Linked DNA regions of Homo sapiens: all the other regions are linked to region 1. Evidence: chromatin loops called from intact Hi-C (ENCODE). Cell type or tissue: heart left ventricle. All regions are shown on one strand.

Region 1 (2,500 bases):
TTGCTTGAACCCTGGGAGGTTCAAGGCCGCAGTGAGCTGAGATTGTGCTGCTGCACTCCAGCCTGGATGACAGAGTAAGACCCTGTCTCAATAATAATAATAATAATAATAAAATAATTTTTTTAAATGGAAGAAGGAATCTAAGTGTTCCTTCAAGGTGATGAACCTTGCCATTCCTGGGTGGGGGCCTTGATGGCGTGATGAGAGTGGGTGTGGGGGTTTGCTAGGTAGGTGGAATCTGCATGTGCAGGGAGGCGGGCCAGGGAAAGAGATGGAGCACTGGAATCAGAATCTTACGTTCCAGTCCTGGCTCTGCCATGTCTGGCTGTGTGGCCTTGAGAGGGAACATGACTTCCATAAGCCTCAGCGGCCGCCTCTGTTAACTCAGGCTCCCCACTGTAGAGGATGCTCCCAGGGAGTCGGGGAGGAAGTGCTATCCGATCCCAGGAAATGCAGCTTGCAGAAGCCCAGGAAATGCAGCTTGCAGAAGCTCAGGAAATGCAGCTTGCAGAAGCCCAGGAAATGCAGCTTGCAGAAGCCCAGGAAATGCAGCTTGCAGAAGCCCAGGAAATGCAGCTTGCAGAAGCTCAGTGGGGGGCCTCGAGGGCTGGCCGGTTCTACTGCCTGCTCAGGGATCGGGGCACCTCATAAATAAGGATATCTGTCTTCTGGAGTTTTCCATCCATGTTTCAAAAGAGCCGAGCCCTCCTTCCTTCAGAGGGTGTCCTCCCCAGCATTGTGTTCCCCTGTGACCGTGTTTCGATGTATTTTATCTATTCCTGACTTTGGAGGCCTGGTGATGTCAGAGGCCTGTTGGCTTGTGGTCCCTGCCGGCTCTTGTCCTGGAGGTCCTCTTAGCATCGTGCTGGTCCTAAACAGAGGCTCAGAAGGCTGTCCCCAACCTCTGCTGTCCCGGAGCCCCTTCCCTCTGGGTGTCTGTGCATCTAGGCCAGGCCTTGCTCGAGGAGGGTGCAGGCAGCCTGGCAGGGGAGCCTCTAGGCATGAGCTGGCCAAGGTCCCTGGCACTGTCCGAGCTGCCCAGGGGTGGCCCGGAAAGGTTCCCAGACTGCGATATCTCGATGGGCCACCGTGTCTTAGCATGGGCCGCCTGGTTTTCCACAGAAGATGTCTGGCCAATCCTAGAGCCACCAAATTTCCAGGCAGTGGGCTGTCCCATGTTCCCAAGAACAACCCTGGGCTGGCTGCCACACGGCTACTAGCTGTGTGTCAGGCCTACGTAGATGTACTTTGCATACACTATCTCCATTAGAGACTGGGGTGTAGATAGGATTGCAATCCACAATTCCCAGATGAGGAAACTGAGGCACAGAGAAGCTGGTAGGTGGCCCAGCCATGATGGGAAGCTAGGGTGGGAAGCGCTGAGGGAGCAGCTCTCCTCCTCAGGTATTCAGACCTGCCTAATGGTGCAAATGCCTCAGCCACATTCCTGCCTCTAGGTGGGGCATCTTGCACGTGTGTTCCCGAGGGCTTTGCCTGCTGGCTGGGAATTCCTGGGCTAAAGAGCTGAGCACTTGCATTTTCTGACTCCCATAACTGTTGGTCAGAACCGAGGTGGGGTGTAGAGGTCCTGAAGCCAGCCCAGAAAGGTCTGGTTTCTGACCCACCCACCAGCTGTTGCCTTTCCCTGCAGACCGGGAAACGCGGTGTGGACTCTCACTGCTTCTCCGGCTTGGAAACGGCGTTCCTGTCTTTGCCTTCTCCCTGGGGCTGGAATCCCTCCTGGACAGGCCTAAGGCATGTCATGGGTCCCCCTCCCTCCCTGCTGTAACCCCAGAGCCCCCATGGGGAACCCGCAGCTTCCATCATCCTCAGGGGCCCAGTGTCCCAGGAGGGGACTGTGGAGAGGTGTTTGTACTCCTGGGTGTGTCTGGGCTGCCACTTGCCCAGGGTCTGGGAGGTGACCTTGTGCCAGATGGGGCTGGAAGCTCCCTGAGGGTAGGGGCGGGGCTTACCCTGGTGCACCTGTGTTGCACGTGGCCTCGGATCTCGTTCCTGTCATGTCTTGGGGTCTTTTCTATTCCCAAGGTTGTCGTAGGAAGGCGTTTGCTGACAAATGAGACCTGGCTCCCTCCAGATTCTGATTCTGTCCCTCTCTTCGTGAGCCTGGATGGGTCGGGCCCCCTGAAGCCTCATGCTTTCCTCCGGAAAACGGGAGGAGGAGGCTGGCTTGCTGATCCCCAAGGTCTCTCTCAGGACAGCCTTAGTGGTTTGGGGGGTGATGCTGCAGTCAGGCCTGGGTGGAAGTCCCAACTCCATTCCAGCCTCCCTGGGTGGCACTGGGTGACCTGGCACCTCCAGACCTCCGTTTACTCATCTGTAAAATGGAGAGAACCCAGGGCCCCCTGGGTACCTGACCACAGGGAATGCAGCTCCTTGGTTGTTCAGCACCATTTCTGCCACGTAAAGAGTGTTGCTCCTCTTCCTTCAATGTCATTACTTTCAATGATGAGGAGAGTGAAGTGATTTTTTTTTTTTTTGG
Region 2 (2,500 bases), 310 kb after region 1:
CAGCCAAGCCTCAGATTGACACAATTGCACCAGAACCCTGAACAGTCTGGGGGAAAGAAAAAATCCCCTGCTCCTCCTCCCTCGGGGGGAGGCGGCCCCCGCAAGGTAGGCGGTGGCTGCAGGCAGCTGAGGCTGCGCCATTCATGGCTGCAGGACCGAGGCCCCACGCGGAGCGGAGACCAGGCGGCCACAGCCGCTGATTGGGCGTCGCGGCCGGGGGTTCAGCCAATCGGCTGTTTGGGAAGCGGGGCCATTCATGAAAGCGCAGCGGAGAGGAAGCGCGGGGGCGGGGAGCCCGGGTTATCACCGCGCCCCGCCAGCCCCATCACGGCCGCCGTGCCTTCTGCCGGGCCATGCTGCGGCTCGAGCGGCGCTGGCTCCTCGCAGGGAAGACCCCGGCCAGAGGCTGCGGAAGAGGCCAGGCTTTCTGGAAGCGCCTCCCAGGCAGGGCCTGGCAGCCGAACGCCGCTTGCTTCGGTCAACTGTGGCCATGAAGTCATTTTTTTCCCCTGCTGATTGAAATCATCTGTTTTCAGTTCCCTGACAAATTCATTGAGTTCCCTCTGAGGCTGGGGCCCCTCGGCTGCTGAGTCTCAGTCTGTAGCTGCGGCCCAGACCCACACAATTTCATCTTCTTGGATTTACATGGTCTCCGGTTTCCAGAGCCCCAGTGAAAGACGCATTTGTGTGGGAGATGTGGGGTTGGGTTTAGCAGCCCTGGTCCTGGGGAGAATGCTTCTAAGATGGCTATCTGCTGGGCTCTGGGCCCCAAACCCTGGCCCTCGGGTCTGTAAGGTTCCTGGGGCCCCAGATGACGGCATGGCCAAGAACGGCGCAGAATCCTCCACATCAGCTCTCTGAAAAGGGAAATGGCCCAGTGGAATGCTGGCCTCTCCCTGCAGGATGAGCACTCATTTCCTCTTGGGATCTAGCAAGTAGCTTAAAAATACACTCATGCAAAGGGCCCACATAGAGCTATACCTGTGGGGAGGGGAGGGGTCTGCTTTTGCATGTACCTCAGGGAGGTGTGGGGTGGCAGCCTGCTGACAAGGGCCCCGACCCCACCGCCTTGCCTGTGTCCTCCTCTATAAAATGGGCGTAGGAGCACCTAGCCCTTGGTCATGCACGCGCCCAGGAAAATCACAAACGCAGGGGCCCAGCATAGTGCCTGATACGCGGCGAGAGTTTAGTCACCGACGTCGGTTGTTGGTGGTGACGTGAGCAGTGACATAGAGGACAAAAGCGATGCTCAATTCCATTTCCGGGCGCGACACAGCTCCGGCAGGGGGCGCTGGGCTCTGGAGCCCTGGGGACCCCTGCTTCTCACACCACCGTCACCCCCAGCCACATACCTGAGCCACTGGGAGCATGAGCACCAGGGAACTTTTTCTCAATGGAAAGATTTCTTCACAGCAAGTGTTTCGCAAGCCTCTCTGAGGCTGTCAGTAATGAGTCCTTACTTCTTGACTTCCAAGTGTGTTACATAAGCCTAAGAGGTTGGTCAAAACACAACACACACACACACACACACACACACACACAAATGTGGCTGGAGAGAGTGGACGGGCAGGCTCTGCAGCTGTTCAAACTTTCTCGGCCACCTTCCCAGGCCATGAGGACTCCCCACTCATGGGCCTGTCGGAACCGTGCTGGGGAATGTGAGGTATGAGATCCGGGAGAGGAGAGCCCAGTAAGCCAGGGCTGCGGGGGAGACGGAGGGCGGGGCCCGGACACGGGCTTTTCCCAGCGGCCAGCACCCCTCCCGCAGGACCTCGGGTTCCACCCCAGCAGCCTCTGTTTGGTGGGGGGCAGAGAAGGGTGCCCCTGCCTGTGGGCCCCTCACGTTGGCTCTGCAGCACCCACGCAGGAAGAGGGTGCACACAGAGGGACGCGGACACCAAGGCCTGGGGTTGGACAAAATTGTTGCCCGCCACAGCTGGTCCCTCCACAGGCCACATAAGCCAGGGAGTTGGGGGCTGCCCGGCACAAATAGAGGAAGCAGACAGAGGAGCTGGGCGGCCTGGGGCAGCCGGATCCTACCACTCCTCATTTCTGCTCTGGGCTGGACCGGCTTCCCTTTTCTTCTGTTGTTTTAAACGGTTGGTGTTGGGATAGAAAGGCCCATGGGTCTCCTTCTGCCTCTGCGTCCTGGCTTCCACAATGCAGACAAAACTTAAAAATTCTCAGGGGCTTCTCATTTTAGCGTGGGTGGCAGAGGCCTGGAGAAGCCCGAGGTCACTTCAGACCGGCCACCTCCTTGGACCTTCCCTTCCTGACATAAAATGATGACTGTAATGGAGGCTCTGCACTCAGCCCGTGGAGACAGGCCAGAAGCGCTTTGCTACAGTACTAATATAGCGCACGTTTTGCTCATGAGACGGCACTCAGAAGTTCTCGGCATGATTAGAAAGTGTATCGGTCAGAATGCGCTAGGCCATGCTATGGCAACAAACAGGCCCCCAGATCTCAATGGCTGCCAGCAGGATCAGCAAATGGTTTC
Region 3 (2,500 bases), 300 kb after region 1:
CTGAGATGGGGAAGATGGGAGTTGAGTTGCCTGGGAAAGGATTGGACACCAGCTTGGACACGATCTGCTTGACATGTCTGGGAGACCCCAAAGGGAGATGTCAAGTGGATGGCCGGATATATGGGTCCAGAGTTTGGAGGAGAGGTCATGGCTGAAGAGACAAATTTGGAAGTCATTGGCATAAGGATATTTCAATCCATGGGAACTGATGAGGTCACCCAGGGAGAAGAAGGGTTGAAAGAGAAAAAAACCAAGGAACCCTCAAATCCCATGGGACCAGAAGCCCCAGGCGATCAGGGATCATAATGTTTCACGCATCGCTGCACTCCAGCCCCAGAGGAGCGGCCCCCTCAACAGGCACCCACCAAATCCTTGCTGACTGCAGGAGCGATGATGTCTGGGGGACTCCAGGGGACCAGCAAGTGGGGCAGCAGGAAAAGCGGGCAGTGGAGAACTGGAGATGCTGGGAGAAGAGAGTACTAGGAGGACGGAGTGGCCTCCTGCAGGGGAGGGGAGCATGGGACTTAGGATGAGGGCTGGGGTGGCTGGGGGGGACAGTCTCTGATGGAACCACCTGCATAGGTTTGTGGGCTAAGGCCAAGAAGTCCTTGGGGAGTGGGGAGGGGCAGGGTATGATCACAAGGGGGAAGCAGCAGAATGAGACCTGAGACGGGGCAGATATTTGACACACTGGGAGACTGAGGCCTGGGGAGGGGACATGGCTGCCCAGGCCACACCGCCAGTGACAGTAGCTGAGACTGGTACCTGGGCAGCTGAGGCCAAAGTGCAGAGGCTCAACCTCCGCAGGACATCTGCAGAGCCGTGAGGATCTGCCGCGACTTTCAGGAGTTTTCTTTCTTTTTCTCTATTTGTGGAATTAAAATTAAATGCTCAAATCAGCTAGGGAAGCTGGAGCGCTGGTCCCAACCCCGACAGGACCCACGCCTCCCCATGCCCAGCCCCACCCCGGCCCAGGCAGGCCACTCTGGATTTCCAGGGCCCGACCCTTCCCTGCTCTGGCTGGCTCCGACTTCCAGGCCCCAGGCCCTGGGGAGGGAGGGCTCCAGACTGAATTCCTAAGGCCGGATGGTGCAGGGTGGGAAGACCCACCTCCTGGGAGGTTGCTGGTTCATGAATTCGAAGGATCCTCCTTTGAATTTTCAAGAGGTGACACCTGAGACCTGCGAGAAAAAGAGCAAAGCTGCCACTGCCTGGGAAACCCAAGGCCAGACAAAGGCAAAGGCAGGAGGCTGGTCAGGGCCCAGGAGTGGGGCGAAGCTGGGGGGCTTCAGGAAGAGTGGGCAGGCCAGGCCCACGTGCTCTCAGCTATCCTGGAGGCCCAAACTCATGGGCCCCCAGGGCCCAAATGCACCCTTCACAGCACTCCCTAGAGAAAGGGGCAGGAAGGAAGGGGCAGGCCCTACTCCAAAAGTCGGGACCTAGAGCCTGCTGGTTCCCTCCAGGTTCAGTGCAGGGCTCCCAGCATTGAACTGAGGAGGGGACCACACCTCATCCAGGGGAACAGATGAGGTCACCCAGGGAGAAGAAGGGTAGAGAGAAAAGAGAAGAAACCAAGGAACCCCCAAATCCCAAGGACCGGTGCTGGGAGCCCCACATTGAACTTGCTGGGGAGGCTTACAAGTAGGTGCCATAGAAGACCAGAGACCTACCCAGGCAGGGGTCTGCATCCTGTGACCATGCCCTCACCTGGGACCTCAAGGGGGATGTGGGCATCGGACTGCCCCAGGCACTTGGACTGCTGCTGTGTGACCATGGGAGGCTCACAGCCCTCTCTGAGCCTGGGCATCCAGGAGCAAAGTCCCTTGGAGTGAGTGATCAGCACCTAGCGAGGACACGCTTCCTTAAAGAGTTGCCCATATCCTTACCCTGGGCCAGATGTTAGGAATTTGAGCTGCCGGCACAGGTCAGGGGCCAGCTCGGGGCAGGCACGGGGTGGGAGGGTCCACCCAGGAGCAAACTGCATTCTTGTAGGTTTTTTTTTTTTTTAACGGTCTGCCCTCTTGTCCTTCCCCTTTTGTGTTTGTCCCTTTCTTCTTCTGCCACCCTCTTCTGAGGCTTTTGGTATCTTCAAATTAGTTGAATGCTGGGACGACAACGGGTTTGGAAACACACAAGTCAACTCTAATTTGATCCTCCACATTTGGAGGAAGAGACAAGACTTTTGTCCCCCCGGGGCAGTGCCTCCGCCACCGCAGTGACGTTTCAGAAGTCTTCCAACAGCTCAGATTCTCTGGCAGTCCCTCTTTGCATAATCCACCGGAATCTGCCAGACAAAAGCCACTTGGGAGTGAATTTGGGATATAGGCAACATGGAGGAAGGTGTTCTGTTGAGACAGATGTTCTCAGGATATCCACAGCCTCAGATCACACCAAGAAGAGCAGGAGCTCATGTTTGGGCTCTGAACCCAAACCAGCAGCGACTTGAACCAGAACGTGGGGCTGGGATTCCCCCAGGTGTGGGCTTGTGTGGGCTTCTGGG

Evidence for each region. Peaks named below come from ENCODE experiments on the same cell type or tissue, not always from the same donor. Only the 100,000 strongest peaks of a DNase experiment are listed, where the experiment ranks them.
Region 2: it touches region 1 in a loop (2.1-fold over the local background); 14 of 110 quality-filtered maps call a loop at or near these places.
Region 3: it touches region 1 in a loop (2.4-fold over the local background); 16 of 110 quality-filtered maps call a loop at or near these places.

Annotation. Positions count from the first base shown.
Region 1 is chr11:69,130,285-69,132,784 of GRCh38, forward strand. No RefSeq gene overlaps it. Among named protein-coding and RNA genes, the nearest start is that of SMIM38, 24 kb to the right of the region's middle. In heart left ventricle, a CTCF peak has its summit at 1,438; a DNase peak (open chromatin) is centred at 1,477; H3K27ac peaks cover 1,064 bases.
Region 2 is chr11:69,443,300-69,445,799 of GRCh38, forward strand. It overlaps LINC02952 (long intergenic non-protein coding RNA 2952), which reads right to left and starts at 1,667. Exons shown (of 2, transcript NR_186235.1): 1 at 1,353-1,667. LOC124902703 (a long non-coding RNA gene) reads left to right here and starts at 1,524. Exons shown (of 2, transcript XR_007062759.1): 1 at 1,524-1,663. RefSeq lists a silencer at 271-360. In heart left ventricle, a CTCF peak has its summit at 1,282 (motif pointing right); DNase peaks (open chromatin) are centred at 222, 1,212, 1,842 and 1,882; H3K4me3 peaks cover 1,858 bases; H3K27ac peaks cover 2,058 bases.
Region 3 is chr11:69,433,564-69,436,063 of GRCh38, forward strand. LINC02952 (long intergenic non-protein coding RNA 2952) reads right to left here. Exons shown (of 2, transcript NR_186235.1): 2 at 1,994-2,500. Among named protein-coding and RNA genes, the nearest start is that of LINC02953, 9.2 kb to the left of the region's middle. RefSeq lists an enhancer at 1,000-1,829. In heart left ventricle, no CTCF peak of the experiment used is centred here; no DNase peak of the experiment used is centred here.